Regions from separate parts of the Homo sapiens genome. Here region 1 is linked to region 2. Evidence: chromatin contacts called from ENCODE Hi-C or POLR2A ChIA-PET data. All regions are on one chromosome and are shown on one strand. Each heading gives the region's core, a stretch centred on a gene start or an enhancer-like site at or near the end of the contact. The rest is flanking DNA. Distances are from core to core; before and after follow the strand shown.

What was found. Hi-C counts contacts between places; a loop is a spot of excess contacts on that map. ChIA-PET counts read pairs that join two places held with the same protein, here RNA polymerase II (POLR2A). Pooled maps may share reads with other maps.
Region 1: a loop to region 2 is called in a pooled map, with 7 times the contacts of the local background. The contact joins the promoter of SYNGR4 here to the enhancer-like site in region 2. A Hi-C loop is called at or near these places in 1 of 50 pooled maps. POLR2A ChIA-PET finds 5 or more read pairs at or near these places in 2 of 52 experiments (BJ and activated CD8-positive, alpha-beta memory T cell).

What each region holds. Positions count from the first base shown.
Region 1 is chr19:48,362,330-48,369,480 of GRCh38, reverse strand. SYNGR4 (synaptogyrin 4) reads right to left here and starts at 5,114. Exons shown (of 5, transcript NM_012451.4): 1 at 4,944-5,114; 2 at 3,546-3,745. The coding sequence starts at 3,638. It overlaps TMEM143 (transmembrane protein 143), which reads left to right and starts at 5,541. Exons shown (of 8, transcript NM_018273.4): 1 at 5,541-5,583; 2 at 5,950-6,190. The coding sequence starts at 5,561. RefSeq lists enhancers at 4,820-4,969, 5,340-5,459, 5,940-5,989.
Region 2 is chr19:41,942,781-41,949,378 of GRCh38, reverse strand. No RefSeq gene overlaps it. Among named protein-coding and RNA genes, the nearest start is that of RABAC1, 13 kb to the left of the region's middle. RefSeq lists enhancers at 3,961-4,010, 4,461-4,570. Within about 2 kb of position 4,063, at least 6 of the 41 ENCODE cell types and tissues checked have a DNase peak (open chromatin) inside an H3K27ac peak, as active enhancers do.

The DNA.
Region 1 (7,151 bases), core at 3,865-6,364, 6.4 Mb before region 2:
GGAAGGCGTCCTCTCAAGGTCAGTAAGTGGTGAAAGGGGGATTGGAATCTAGCCCTCCTGACATCTAGGCCGGTGGGCTGTCTGTCCACTGACCCCCAAAACCCTGGGCTGTGACATGAGCCCGGGACACTGGAGATTTGAGGAGCAGGGGCTCATCTGGGCTAGAGGGACCCTATCCCTCTTAAGCTTCAGTCCAAACTCCTTCCATGCCCTCCCTGGCCTGTCCCTAGGGAGGGAGCAAAGATTTATCAGTTAAGGCACCAGCTGGCAGGCGGCAGCGAGGACAAGAGCACCAGCTGCCCAGAGACTCCCTACTGAGGAGCCAGGCCAGGGGGGAAGGAGGAGAGGGCGGGGGGGTAGGGACGGTGGAAGGAGGCGGCGGGCAAAGTCCGTGACCAGAACGTCTGGCATGGTTGGCGGCTCTTCCTCCTCCTTCCCCGCACCAGTCCACACCAGCTGGGCTTCCGTCTCCTTGCCACCCGCCCTGCCTTCCGAGGCTTTCCAGATAGGTGGGTGGATCCGAGTTGGACTTGCTCACCAGCTGGGTGATGTCCTTGGGCATGCCACTCAACCTCTGTGAGCCTCAGTTTCCCCTTGGGTTAAACAGGGATCATAATGCCTGTGTCACAGGGTTGTGGTGAGGAGTAGAGAAACTAACACCAGCGAAAGATCTGGTGCTGGGATGCGGTTTTCAAGATTCCCCTCTTTCCCTGGGGGAGGACAACGGACACAAATCTCAATCATCCTAGGCCCTCTCCTCACACACGGTAATGATTTGTTTTGATAATAATCACTATTTAAGCCTGGGTGCGGTGGCTCACGCCTGTAATCCCAACACTTTGGAAGGCCGAGGCGGGTGGATCATTTGAGGTCAGGAGTTTAAGACCAGTCTGGCCAACATGGTGAAACCCCATCTCTACTAAAAATACAAAAATTAGCCAGGCATGGTGGTGCACGCTGGTAATCCCAGCTACTCCGGAGGCACAAGAATTGCTTGAACCCAGGAGGCGAAAGTTGCAGTGAGCTGAGACTGCACCAACTGTACTCCAGCCTGGGTGACAGAGCAAGGGTCTGTCTCAAAAAAAAGAAAGAAAAAGAAAAAAAAATCACTAAGGAAAGATCACTACTTGCCTGGCCCATGCTAATCAGTTTATAGGCATTAATTTGTTACATTTTCACAATGATTCTTCCTAGGAGTAGATTATTAGGATCCTCTTTTTACAGACGAGAGTAAGGAGATGTTCAGAGAAATCACATAGCTTGCTCAGGGTCACACGGACACAGGGTGACCAGGCAAGCCATCAAACCAAAGGGGCACTTTTGAGAAAGAAAGTTGCTGCTGCTGGTAAGGACATCAGGCCTGGCCCAGGTAAACTGGGCAGTATGCCACTTTGCATGGACAGCACGTGCCTGAGCCAGGATTCCAGGCCTGTTTGTTCCTTCTCCAAGCTCAGGCTCTAGAAGGGGCAGAGAGGAGATACTCTGGATTAGCACTCTGGGGGTGGAGACCCTGGGTCTGAGCCGGGGAACTCCACCTACTCCTAAGACCTCGATCAAGTCTCAACATCTCCCTGGGCCTTAGTTTCCAATTCTGTTAAAGCGGAGTGGTGGAAGCAGCACAGGTTAAAGGTCAGAGCCACAGCCCTAACCCTTCATGTACTGAGATCCAGAGATGAACAGTGATTGGTTCAAGATCACACAGCAAAGTCTGGGCTGAATGAGGATTTGACTCCAGGTGTCCAGATTCTTCAGGAGTGTGGGGATGATGAAATGAACGGTGGCATGGTGCCTGGCACACGGTTACCACCCAACATCTGGCACTTCAGGGCTGCACTCCTTATTCTCTTCCTAGAAGCCCCAGCCCCTGTTCCTCTCCTTCTCCTCCTCCCTCAACTGGGAGGTGGAAAATAAATGGGCTCTGGCATCTCACAGATCTGAGTTTGAATCCTGCCCCTGCCTGTTACTGCGTGACCTTAGCCAATGCTGTCTAATAGAACTCTCTGGCATGATGAAAATGTCCCATATCTGCACTAATTTTTTTTTTTTTTTAAATGGAGTCTCGCTCTGTCGCCCAGGCTGCAGTGCAGTGGTGTGATCTCGGCTCACTGCAAGCTCCACCTCCCGGGTTCACGCCATTCTCCTGCCTCAGCCTCCAGAGTAGCTGGGACCACAGGCGCCTGCCACCACACCCAGCTAATTTTTTTGTATTTTTAGTAGAGATGGGGTTTCACCGTGTTAGCCAGGATGGTCTCGATCTCCTCACCTCACGATCCGCCCGCCTCGGCCTCCCAAAGTGCTGGGATTACAGGTGTGAGCCACCGTGCCCAGCCACAATTTTTTTTTTTTTTTTTGAGACAGAGTCTCACTCTGTCACCGAGGCTGCAGTGCAACCTCCGCCACATGGGCTCAAGCCATCCTTGAGCCTCAGCCCCCTAAGTAACTGGGACTACAGGCTTGCGCCACCATGCCTGGATAATTTTTGTATTTTTAGTAGAGATGGGTTTTCGCCATGTTGGCCAGGCTGGTCTCGAACTCCTGACCTCAAATGATCTGCCTGCCTTGGCCTACCAAGGTGCTGGTTTTACAGGCATGAACCACCACACCCAGCCTGTACTGTCTAATATGAGAGTCCCCAGCCACATGTGGCTGTTGAGCACCTAAAATGTGGCCACTGTGAGTGAAGAATGGACTTTTATTTTAATTAGTGCAAAGTGAGGTAGCCACATGTGGCTGTGGCTACCCCACTGGACATCCCAGATTTAAAAAATTTACTTAGGCTGGGCGCGGTGGCTGACACCTATAATCCCAGCACTTTGGGAGGCTGAGGTGGGCAGAACACTTGACGTCAGGAGTTTGAGGCCAGCCTGGCCAACATGGCGAAACCCCATCTCTACTAAAAATACAAAAATTAGCCAGGCGCAGTGGCGCACACCTGTAATCCCAGCTACTTGGGAAGCTGAGGCAGGAGAATCGCTTGAACCCAGGAGGTGGAGTTCCAGTGAGCGGAGATCACGCCACTGCTTTTTGCACTCCAGCCTGGGCAACAGAGCGAAACTGTTTCTTTCTTTTCTTTTTTCTTTTTTTTTTTTTTGAGATGGAGTCTGGCTCTGTTGCCTGGGCTGGAGTGCAGTGGTATGATCTCCACTCACTGCAAACTCCACCACCCGGGTTCGAGTGATTCTCCTGCCTCAGCCTCCTCAGTAGCTAGGATTACAGGTGTGTGCCACTATGCCTGGCTAATTAAGATTGTTTCAAAGAAAAAAAATTTACTTAACTTTTCTAAGCCCTAGTTTTGTTATCTCAGAGATGGGACTTGCAGCACCTACTGTGAGGGCTGTTCCTTACTATGAGAGTCCATCAGTGCCTCAATAGCATAGGGCCTATAGTGGGGTGCTCAGGAAAAGGTGGTGTCAGCATTTGCTCCGTTGTCTTGTTTCCCCGTCTGACCCCTTCCTTGTCCTCCCATCTCCCGCACTGTGTCTGGGAGTTGAGAGCTCCTGGCTCCTGTCACCCAGGGGCACAGTCGGGCCATGGGAGGGCCTCACCCCTTCGAAGACCCGCGTGATGGTCTTGGGCCTTCTCAGAAACTGCACGGCTTCGCTGTTGGCCAGCTCCTGGAGGCTTTTGGGGATGTGCATGGCAGCTGTTTTCCTTTGGGGCCACTGGGAGGTGGGAGCCAGGGTGCTGGGCGCTGCCTGCTGGGCACTGCCGTCCGGGGGCTTCAGGCCAGCCCTGGGCTTGGCTGCTGTGGGATGACACAGATGGGGGATGCCAGTCAGGGGCACGGGGTGGAAGGGCTGTTGGGGGCCCCAGGATTGGGGGACATGGGGTGGGGATGGGGGGGGTCCCCGGAATGGAGTTGTGTGGGGTGAGGGGACTGCTGAGCCTCTTAGGAGTCAGGGTGTGGGGTGAATGGGCTGTCAGGGGCCCCAGAAGTCGGGGACGTAGGATGGGGGTGCAGGTGGGTCCCAGGGAATGAGGTTGTGTGTGCTGAGGGGGCTTCTGTGGGCCCCAGGAGTGGGGGGCATAGGATGGGGGTGCTGGGGGTCCCAGGAATGGGGTTGTGTGGTGAGGGGGCTACTAGGGGTCCCAGAAGTGGGAGGCATAGGATGGGGGTTCTGGGGGGTCCCAGGAAAGGTGTTGTGTGGAGAGGGCTGCTAGGGGTCCCTGAAGTGGGGGACATAGGATGCGGGTGCTGGGGGTTCCCAGGAATGGGGTTGTGTGTGGTGAGGGAGCTTTCTGGGGGTCCCAGGAGAGGGGGGCATAGGATGGGGATACTAGGGGTCCCAGGCAAGGTGTCGTGTGGGGAGGGCTGCCAGGGGTCACAGAGGTGGAGGTGCAGGATGAGAGAGTCGCTAAGGGTCCCCTGGGTTGAGGTGTGGGTTAAGGGGGTCTATGGAGGATTCCAGAGAGGTGAGGGCCTGGGGTGAGGGTGATTCTGGGGGTCCCAGGAGTGGGGGACATAAGTGAAGGGGCTGCTTCAGGTTCCAGAAGTCAGGAATGTGGGCTGAGGGGGTTGTTGGGCGAGAGGGCTGTCAGGGATCCCAGAGGTGGAGTGCAGGGGAGGGCTGGGATATTTGGGGACCACGTCTTGTGACCCAGGAGCTGAAGGGCCTGCAGAGGGACTGGGTCCTTCTGTGAGAGGACACAGGTGGGACTTTCTGGGGACTAGGGGGTGCGGCCATTGAGATCAGAGCCCCTGGGAGGTCTGAAACCGAATAATCCCTTTCAGGTTTGGGGGTGACAGCACCCTTCGTGGAGAACCCAGGTATCTCAGGGCATATTTCAGGCTGTCCTTGTCACTTGGGGCCATTTCCCAGAATAAGGGCCTCCCTTTCGAATTCAGCTCCATTTTCACGGAAGTGCACCTCCTCAAGCTGGGAGTCGGGACCTCGGATTTGTGGGGAACCTCAGAATGAGGCCACGCCCCGGCACTGGGCTACCTTCTTAGAATCGCGGTCTCCCCTTTAAGGACCTGGAATGGCAGTGCTGAGGTTTGGGGGTGACGGCACCTGAGAAGGGGCCGCCCCTTCTCTGGAGGGCCAATCTGCGTCACCTGAGGGCCCGCCCTTCCTTTCGCCACCCCCACCCCTCCTGGTCCCTAGCGCCACCTCAGCCTTCTTTTGGTTCCGCTTTTTCCCGCCTTTTCGCTCCTCCACAGCTGATTGGCTGCGCCCAAGTCCCGCCCCCTCCCTCTTTCCGCCTACTCAGGAGCTGACACGAGCCGGGGCGTGGCCTCGGCGAACGTTGGACTGCGCGCCGTTGGCGGACTGCGCGCGGGAGCCCTACCCCGCCCCATCCCTCTAGGGAGTCTCGCGTCCACACCGCCCCTTCCCTTTGTAGCAAGCTGACAAGGAGACACTCCTGCGGCGCATGCGTCGCGCCCAAACGAGGCCGGCGGTGGAGAAAGGCAGGCAACGCATGCGTAGTTGATGTAGGGAGTCGGCGGTGAGAAATGGACAGCCCGCATTGACCGAAGCTTTGCGCATGCGTTTTACTGCTGGGTGAAGCCGAACCTCGGGAGCCCAGGACGCCCTCCTGCACATGCGCAGGAGGCTCAATGACAGTCGAGCTTTGGCTAAGGTGAGGGAGAAATCGGGGGATTGCATGGCCAGGGAGGGCGGCCCTGCACCCCCTAGGTAACCTTTACGAGCATTTCCTGCTCTCCTAAGATCTACCTCGCTGTCTAGACCCCAAAGAAACGTTGTACCACTACAGGGTCTCTGGGCCTGAAAAACGCCCCAGAACCTAAGACCTCTGACCCCTGTCTGGGACCCAGGCCAACTGAGCAGTGTGGGAAGGGGACAGGCAACAGGGGCTTTGAGGCGAGCGGATGGGCTCTGCGCCCTGCCTGGGGTAGAGACGGCTTCTGGAGGGTGGGACGTGGAGGTGGAGAGGGCGCTTTTCCTCTAGATGGCCTTTGACCCCTGCCCATTTTCCTCTGTTTAGGCTCCGGGGAAAGGGTCTAGCCATGCTGCATGTGACCCGGGGGGTCTGGGGGTCCAGGGTCCGAGTATGGCCACTGTTGCCCGCGCTCCTCGGGCCCCCCCGGGCCCTCTCATCGCTGGCAGCCAAAATGGGGGAGTATCGCAAGATGTGGAACCCCAGGGAGCCCCGCGACTGGGCCCAGCAGTACCGCGAGCGCTTCATTCCCTTCTCCAAGGAGCAGCTGCTCCGCCTCCTAATACAGGTACCGCCTGTCCCAGGCCCAAGAGCCTGGGGACTACGGCTCCCAGCAGGCTTCGCGGCGGCAGGGCCCTAGTTGCTGCAGAGAGCTGCCCTGGCGCCTCCTGGGAGTTGTAGTTCCCGGGTCCCTTCGTGTTTCCCTAGTGGGCGGGAGATGAGCTGGAATGCAGGAGCCAGGTCTCCGAGATGCAGACGCAGCATCCATTCCCAACTCTGGCTTGTTCTGAGGGCTTGAACAGGCACTCTCTGGGGCATGGTTTTTCCCTCTTTAAGATGGGTATAGTAATCATCCTCATCATTACTATTTCTACTACCTGATAATAATTGTACCTATAAAGTCACAACGCTGTAATCATAATTATTATCACACAATTTGAGCTCTGACTCCATGGCACTGTGCCAGACATTTTTCATGTATTGTTGAATCATCAGTAAGAGAGATACCACCATCATCCCCATTTTACAGATGAGATAATGGAAGCATAGGGAAGGAAAGTGACTTACCCAAGGCCACAACATAGTGGCTTAGATTTGAACCAAAGTGGTCTGACTCCAGAGCTGGCCCAGGACTAGGGTTAGGCAAGTAGGGCACTCGCTTGACCCTAAGAGTGAGTGCCCCGTTAAATTTTGCACCCTTGGGTGCCATATTCACCTCATCCTAGTCTTGGTCTCACTCTAGAACCTGAGGTCTTATTGCCACCATCATCATCATTGTCATTATTGAGGATTTTGAGGATTATTATTCATTTATTTTTCTTTATTTATTTTTGTGAGACAGGGTCTCACTCTGTTGCCCAGACTGGAGTGCAGTGGCACAATCTCAGCTCACTGCAACCTCTGCCTCCTAGACTCAAGTGATCCTCCTTCCTCAGCCCCCGAGAGGCTGGGACTCTTGCCTGGCTAATTTTTGTATTTTTAGTAGAGACAGGGTATTGCCATGTTGGCCAGGCTGGTCTCGAACTCCT
Region 2 (6,598 bases), core at 2,814-5,313:
AGTTTGGGACAACAGAAGTGGGGGTTAGCCTGGGAAACAGCAAGACCCTGTCTCAATAAAAAATAAAAATAAATCAACCAGGCCTGGTGGCGCGTGCCTGTAGTCCCGGCTACTTGGGGAAACTGAGGTGGGAGGATTACATGAGCACAGGAGGTCCAGGCTGCAGTGAGTTATGATCGCACCACTGCACTCCAGCCTGGGTGAAAGAATGAGACTCTTGTCTTGAAAAAAAAAAAAAAAAAAGAAACAGAAGTGGGGGTTTCTTTGCCTAGATTGGGGTGGCAGAATCAGGGGGTTCTGGTTTCTAATTTTGTGGGATAAAGACTGGGATCCCAGGACCTAGCCTGGGGCACAGAGACTGGGAAGTTGAATTTGGGGTGACAGGGGCTAGGAGGTTAGCTGCCTAGTTTGTAATGACAGATATTAGGGATCAGTTGTCCAGGGTGAGATGAAATGATAGGGGTTCCAGGGTCTAGTTTAGGGTGACATAGAATGGAAGTTAGCTTGTCTCATTTGGCATGAGTGGGACCAGGGGTCTGGCCGTCTAGTTTAGGAGACACACTGGATGGAGTCTGGTCGAGCAGATGAAGATGAATGGGACTGTGGGCCCAGGTCTCTAGTCTGAGGTCACATTTTATGCAACGTGTTGCTCAACGTGGTGTGACAGACCCTAGAAGCCTAGAAGTACAATTGTCCCGTTTGGGGTGGCAGTGTCTGGGGGTTGGTTGTCTAGGGCTGTGAGACAGAGACTGGGTCCCAGGGTGATGTATTCAGGGTAACAGAGATGGAGCATTTGGTTTTATAGTTTTGTGGGGAGAAAACAGAGACCAGGGAACATGTGACCTCATAGACTCTGGAGGTCCAGTTGCCTAGTTTTGTGGGACAGAGGTTAGGATCCCTGGGTATATTTGGGGTGACAGAGACTGGGGTCTGGTTGTCTAGTGTTGAGTGACAGAAACTGGGGGTGCCAAGCAGTATTTGGGGCAAAGAAACTAGGGCTAGGTTGTCTAGTTTTACAGGACAGAGATGGGTCCCAGAGTATATATGGGTGACAGAGACTGGGTATCTGGTTGTCTGCTTTTGGGAAACGGACTGGGGCCCCTGCATGTATTTTGGGTAACAGAAATGGGGTCTGGTTGTGTAGGTTGTTATACAGAGATCATTGTCCCAGTACATTTGTGAGGTGACAGACTAGCTTGCTAATTTAATTTAATTTAATTTTTATTTATTTATTTTTTTGAGATGGAGTCTCGTTCTGTCACCAGGCTGGAGTGCAGTGGCACGATCTCGGCTCACTGCAACCTCTGCCTCCTGGGTTCAAGCAATTCTCCTGCCTCAGCTTCCTGAGTAGCTGGGACTACAGGCATGCGCCACCATGCCTGGCTAATTTTTTGTATTTTTAGTAGAGATGGGGTTTCACCATGTTGGCCAGGATGGAGTCAATCTTCTGACCTCATGATCCGCCTGCCTTGGCCTCCCAAAGTGCTGGGATTACAGGTGTGAGCCACCGTGCCTGGCCTTATTTTATTTTTTTAGACAGAGTCTCATTCTATCGCCCAGGCTGGAGTGCAGTGGTGCGATCCTGGGTCACTGCAACCTCCACCTCCTGGGTTCAAGCGATTCTCCTGCCTCAGCTTCTCAAGTAGCTGGAATTACAGGCACCTGCCACAACGCCCGGCTAATTTTGTACTTTTAGCAGAGATGAGGTTTCACCATGTTGATCTGGCTGGTCTAAAACTTCTGACCTCAAGTGACCTGCCCCCCTCGGCCTCCCAAAGTGCTGAGATTACAGGCTTAAGCCACCACACCCGGCCTATTTTATTTCATTTTATTTTTGAGACAGGGTCTTACTCTGTTGCCCAAGCAGGAGTGAGGTAGCGCAATCATGGCTCACTGTGGCCTTGACCTCCCCGGGCTCAAGTCCCACCTAGGCCTCCTGGGACGTGCCACCATGCCCAGCTAATTTATTTTGTTTTGTGTTGTTTTGATAGAGACAGGGTCCCACTATGTTGCCTAGGCTGATCTCGAACTCCTGGGCTCATCCACTTGCCAATTTCTGGTGACAGTTTAGGTCTTGTTGTCTATCTTGATGTGCCAGACATTACTCATCCATGTCATGTTTGGGGTGACAGAGACTACTGGTCTTGCTTTCTAGTTTGGGGTGACAGTGACTGGGGTCCTTTTGTCCAGTTTGAGCTGACAGTGATTGGGGTTCAGTTGTCCATTTGGGGGAGGCAGAGACTGGGATCAGTGGTCTAGTTTGGGGTGATGAGACCAGAAGTCAAGGCCCGGCCTTGGGGTAACAGAGATGGAGATACAGTTTCCCAGTTCTGGGTGGCAGAGACTTCCTAGTTTGGGGGACAGAGACTTGGGGCATAGTTGTGCAGCTGGAGGGATGAGGCTGAGGGGTGCCTGTTTTGACTTGGGGCGGCAGGAGCTGTCATTTCAGTCCTCTAGTCTGGGGCGCAGAGTCTAGGGTGCTGGTCCCTTCTAAACATGGCTGAGCCTGAGAGTGCTGATGCCTGAATGTTCCTGGGACAACTGAGTCAAGGGTTTCCTGTACTCAGGTGTGGGGTCTCTGAGTGAGTGTGGCCAGCGGTGTGGAGCTTTGTGTGAAGGTCACTGAAGCTAGGAGTCTGGGTATTTGGAATGGAGGTGTCAAGAGGTCAGGGCCCCAGGACTCAGGACCCACTTGAGGAGTGCTTCATGTCTATGACATGGAGGGCCAGTGTTTTCAAAGCACCTCCACACCTGTGGGTGGCAGTGATAGAGACCCCTGGGGGAAGATGGAGACTGAGGCTCTAATGCCTGGCCTAGGGGTCGCTGTGGCTGGGGCACAGGTAACCTTGGGATTTCTGGCCCTGGAGACCCAGCTGCCCTTTACTGGACACAAGAGGATCCTGTGGGTCTAAAGCCTAGTCTGGACCGGGTGCAGTGGCTCACGCTTGTAATCCCAGCACTTTGGGAGGCTGAGGCAGGTAGATCGCCTGAGGTCAAGAGTTTAAGACCAGCCTGGCCAACATGGTGAAACCCCATCTCTACTAAAGATACAAAAATTAGCTGGGGTGTGGTGTGCGCCTATAATCCCAGCTACTTGGGAGGCTGAGGCAGGAGATTCGCTTGAACCTGGGAGGTGGAGGTTGCAGTGAACCAACATTGCGCCACTTGCTCTGGGCAACAGAGCGAGACTCCATCTCCAAAAAAAATAAAATAAAATAAATAAAAATAAACTAGCTGGGCTGTAGTCCCAGCTAGTCCCGCCAAGGTGGGAGGATCCCTTGAGGGCAGGAGTTCAAGAGTAGCCTGGGCAACATAGTGAGACCCCATCTCTACAACAAAAAACAAAAAAATTAGCTGGGCACAGTGGCAACTGCCTGCAGTCCCAGCTATTCAGGAGGCTGAGGGAGGACCTCTTGAGCCCAGGAGTTTGAGGCTGCAGCGAGCCATGATTGCACCATGATTGCACTCCAGCCTGGGTGACAGAGCAAGACCCTATCTCAAAAAAAAAAAACCCTAGTTTGGGGGCAAATGGTTGGTTGTGGTAGTCAAGATGCATTGTTTATGGGTGACTAACACTGAGGACTCAGATTCTCACTTTGAGAAGATGGATGCTGGGGCTCAAGATCCTGAATTTGGGGTGCCTGGAGTTCCTCCTGCCCAGTTCTGGGCACGTGTGAGCCCTTGTTCCTGTTTTGGGACACCCAACACCCAGCTCTAGATGTCTGCAGTTGTGTGGCTTCGTCACTGAGGCCGGGGATGGGGGCTACTGACACCCACATTAGTGACGACAGTGGGGGCCTACTGTCTAGATTAGAAGTGACTTCCTGTGGCATTTCACCTGTCATGTTTGGGGTGAGTCAGTTCGGAGACTCAGGTGTCAAGTCTAGGGTGACTGGTTTTGAGGTTTAGCGGTGACCGAGGTTGGCAGCCCACATGTTGATTTGGGGGTCCTACTGATTACCTTAGGGCTGACTGAAGTTTGGAGCTCACTTGCTTAGTCTGGGGGTCACTGAGCCTGGGTGCCCCAGGCCCTAGTTTTGGGGACATCTGAGACTGGGAGGCTATATGCAAAGTGTGTGGGTGGGTGGCTGTGGAGCTCAGATGCCTATTTTGAGAGTGACTTGCTGTGGTTTTGCTGACCTTGAGGCCCTGAAGGTTAATTTAGGGGTGAGTGAAACTGTGGGCCTGTATTCTTTTTTTTTTGTGGAAATGGAGTCTCGCTCTGTCACCCAGGCTGGAGTGCAGTGGCGTGATCTTGGCTCACTGCAACCTCTGCCTCCCAAGTAGCTGGGACTTGGGTTCAAACAATTCTCCTGCCTCAGCCTCCCAAGTAGCTGGGACTACAGGCGCACGCTGCTATGCCCAGCTAATTTTTTTGTATTTTAGTAGAGACAGGGTTTCACTGTGTTGCCCAGGCTGGTCTCAAACTCTTGAGCTTGGGCATTCCACCTGCCTTGGCCTCCCAAAGTGCTAGGATTACAGGCGTGAGCCACTGCGCCCAGCCTGTGGGCCTATATTCTAATCTGGGAACAAATTAAGGCTGGGACCCTAAATCCAAAATAGAAGTGACTTACCATGATGTTCAGTTAGGGAGTTCTGAGGCTGGGGGCGTGGTTCAGAGCCCAAGTTTGGGGCTCAAATCCAAAATGCCTTAGATTGTGGGTAGTTGTGGCAAAACATTCAGATGTCTAGTTTAGGAGTGTGTAATCCCAGCTGCCCAGATGTTGAGGTTGGGATGACCATCTGAGAGCCCGAACATCAATCTGGGGTGACAGCTGGGGCCCAGATGTCCCTCAGCAGATCCAGTGCCAAGCTGGGGTTGTGTCATCAGATGCCTCCTGGGGGTGTCACTCTCGTGTATGAGAAGCCCATCTTTGGGAGATTAAGAGAAGGCAACCAGATGTCTGGTTTGAGGGCTACTAGTTATGAGTTCCTAACATTTATATACAATTTGGGGCTCACTGAGTCTCAAGACCTAGTTGCCAGGGTTTGTGGTTATTTGTACCTAGTTTGGGGTGATGGAGTTTGGGGTGTTGTTCCTTTTTTTTTTTTTTTTTTGAGACAGAGTCTTGCTCTGTCACCCAGGGTGGAGTGCAGTGGTGTGATCTCGGCTCACTGCAACCTCCGCCTCCTGGTTCAAACCATTCTCATGCCTCAGCCTCCTGAGTAGCTGGGATTACAGGCGCCCACCATAATGCCCAACTAATTTTTGTATTTTTAGTAGAGACAGGGTTTCACCATGTTGGCCAGGCTGGTCTTGAACTCCTGACCTCAGGTGATCCGCCCACCTGGCCTCCCAAAGTGCCGGGATTACAGGCGTGAGCCACCGTGCCCGGCCCGGGGTGTTGTTCCTTAGTGTGGGAATGTCTGAGGCTAATCACCCAGATACCTAGTTAGGGGTGACTGACACAGAGACTCAGATCCTCTGGGAGGCTCAATGCCTGAATTAGGAGTGGCTTCAATCGGATTTTTTTTTTTTAGACAGTCTTGCTTGCTCTGTCGCCCAGGCTGGAGTGCAGTGGCGCGATCTCAGCTCACAGCAAGCTCCGCCTCCCGGGTTCACACCATTCTCCTGCCTCAACCTTCCAAGTAGCTGGGACTACAGGCGCCTGCCACCACGCCCGGCTAATTTTTTTTTTCTTGTATTTTTAGTAGAGACAGGGTTTCACCCTGTTAACCAGGATGGTCTCGATCTCCTGACCTTGTGATCCGCATGCCTCGGCCTCCCAAAGTGCTGGGATTACAGGTGTGAGCCACTGTGCCCGGCCCCCCCACCTTTTTTTTTTTTTGTGAAGAGGTCTCACTGTCACCCAGACTGGAGTGCAGTGGTATCATCACAGCTCACTGCAGCCTTGATCTCCCAAACTCAAGCGATCCTCCCGCTTCAGCCTCCCGAGTAGCTGGGACTAAGCCGTGCACCACCATGCCTAGCTAATTTTATTTTTGTAGAGGTGAGGTCTCGGTATGCTACTCAGGCTGGCCTCCAACTCCTGGGCTCAAGGGATCCTCCTGCCTCGGCCTCCCAAAGTGCTGGGATTACAGGTGTAAACCACCGCGTCCGGCCTCTTCTTGTCTGTTACCAGGTCCCTTAACATGGATTGAGGGCCCACCCCAGCAACTCAGGATAATCCCATCTCAAGATCCTTCATTTAATTGCATCTGAATAGACTCTTCCTGTAAGGTCACATTAGCAGGTTCTGGGGTTAGGATGTGGACATACCTTTTTGGGGGGCCACCATCCAACCTGCTATGAGGGTGTTTGAGGCAGGTACTCTAAATCCCAAGTTCAGGTCTCTCTGATTATGAGCTTCTTGGTGTTTGGATTAGGAAGACTGACCTTGAGGGTCAGCTGCACATACCTGATTTGGGGGTTCTTGACTTGCCTACTTCTGGGGGTAACAGCCTATGGGGTGCTTAGTGTAGGGTGACTGAAGTTTGGGGACAAAAGGGGTAGTTTGGAGATCTGAGCTTCAGTGCCACAGAGTCCTCCTAACTTTGGGGGTGTCTGAGGTTGGGAGGCTAGATGCTGAGTTCGTGGGGTAACTTAGAGGGGTCTCTAACTCTTATGAGTGGGGGTGAAAGCTCAGATGTGTATTGT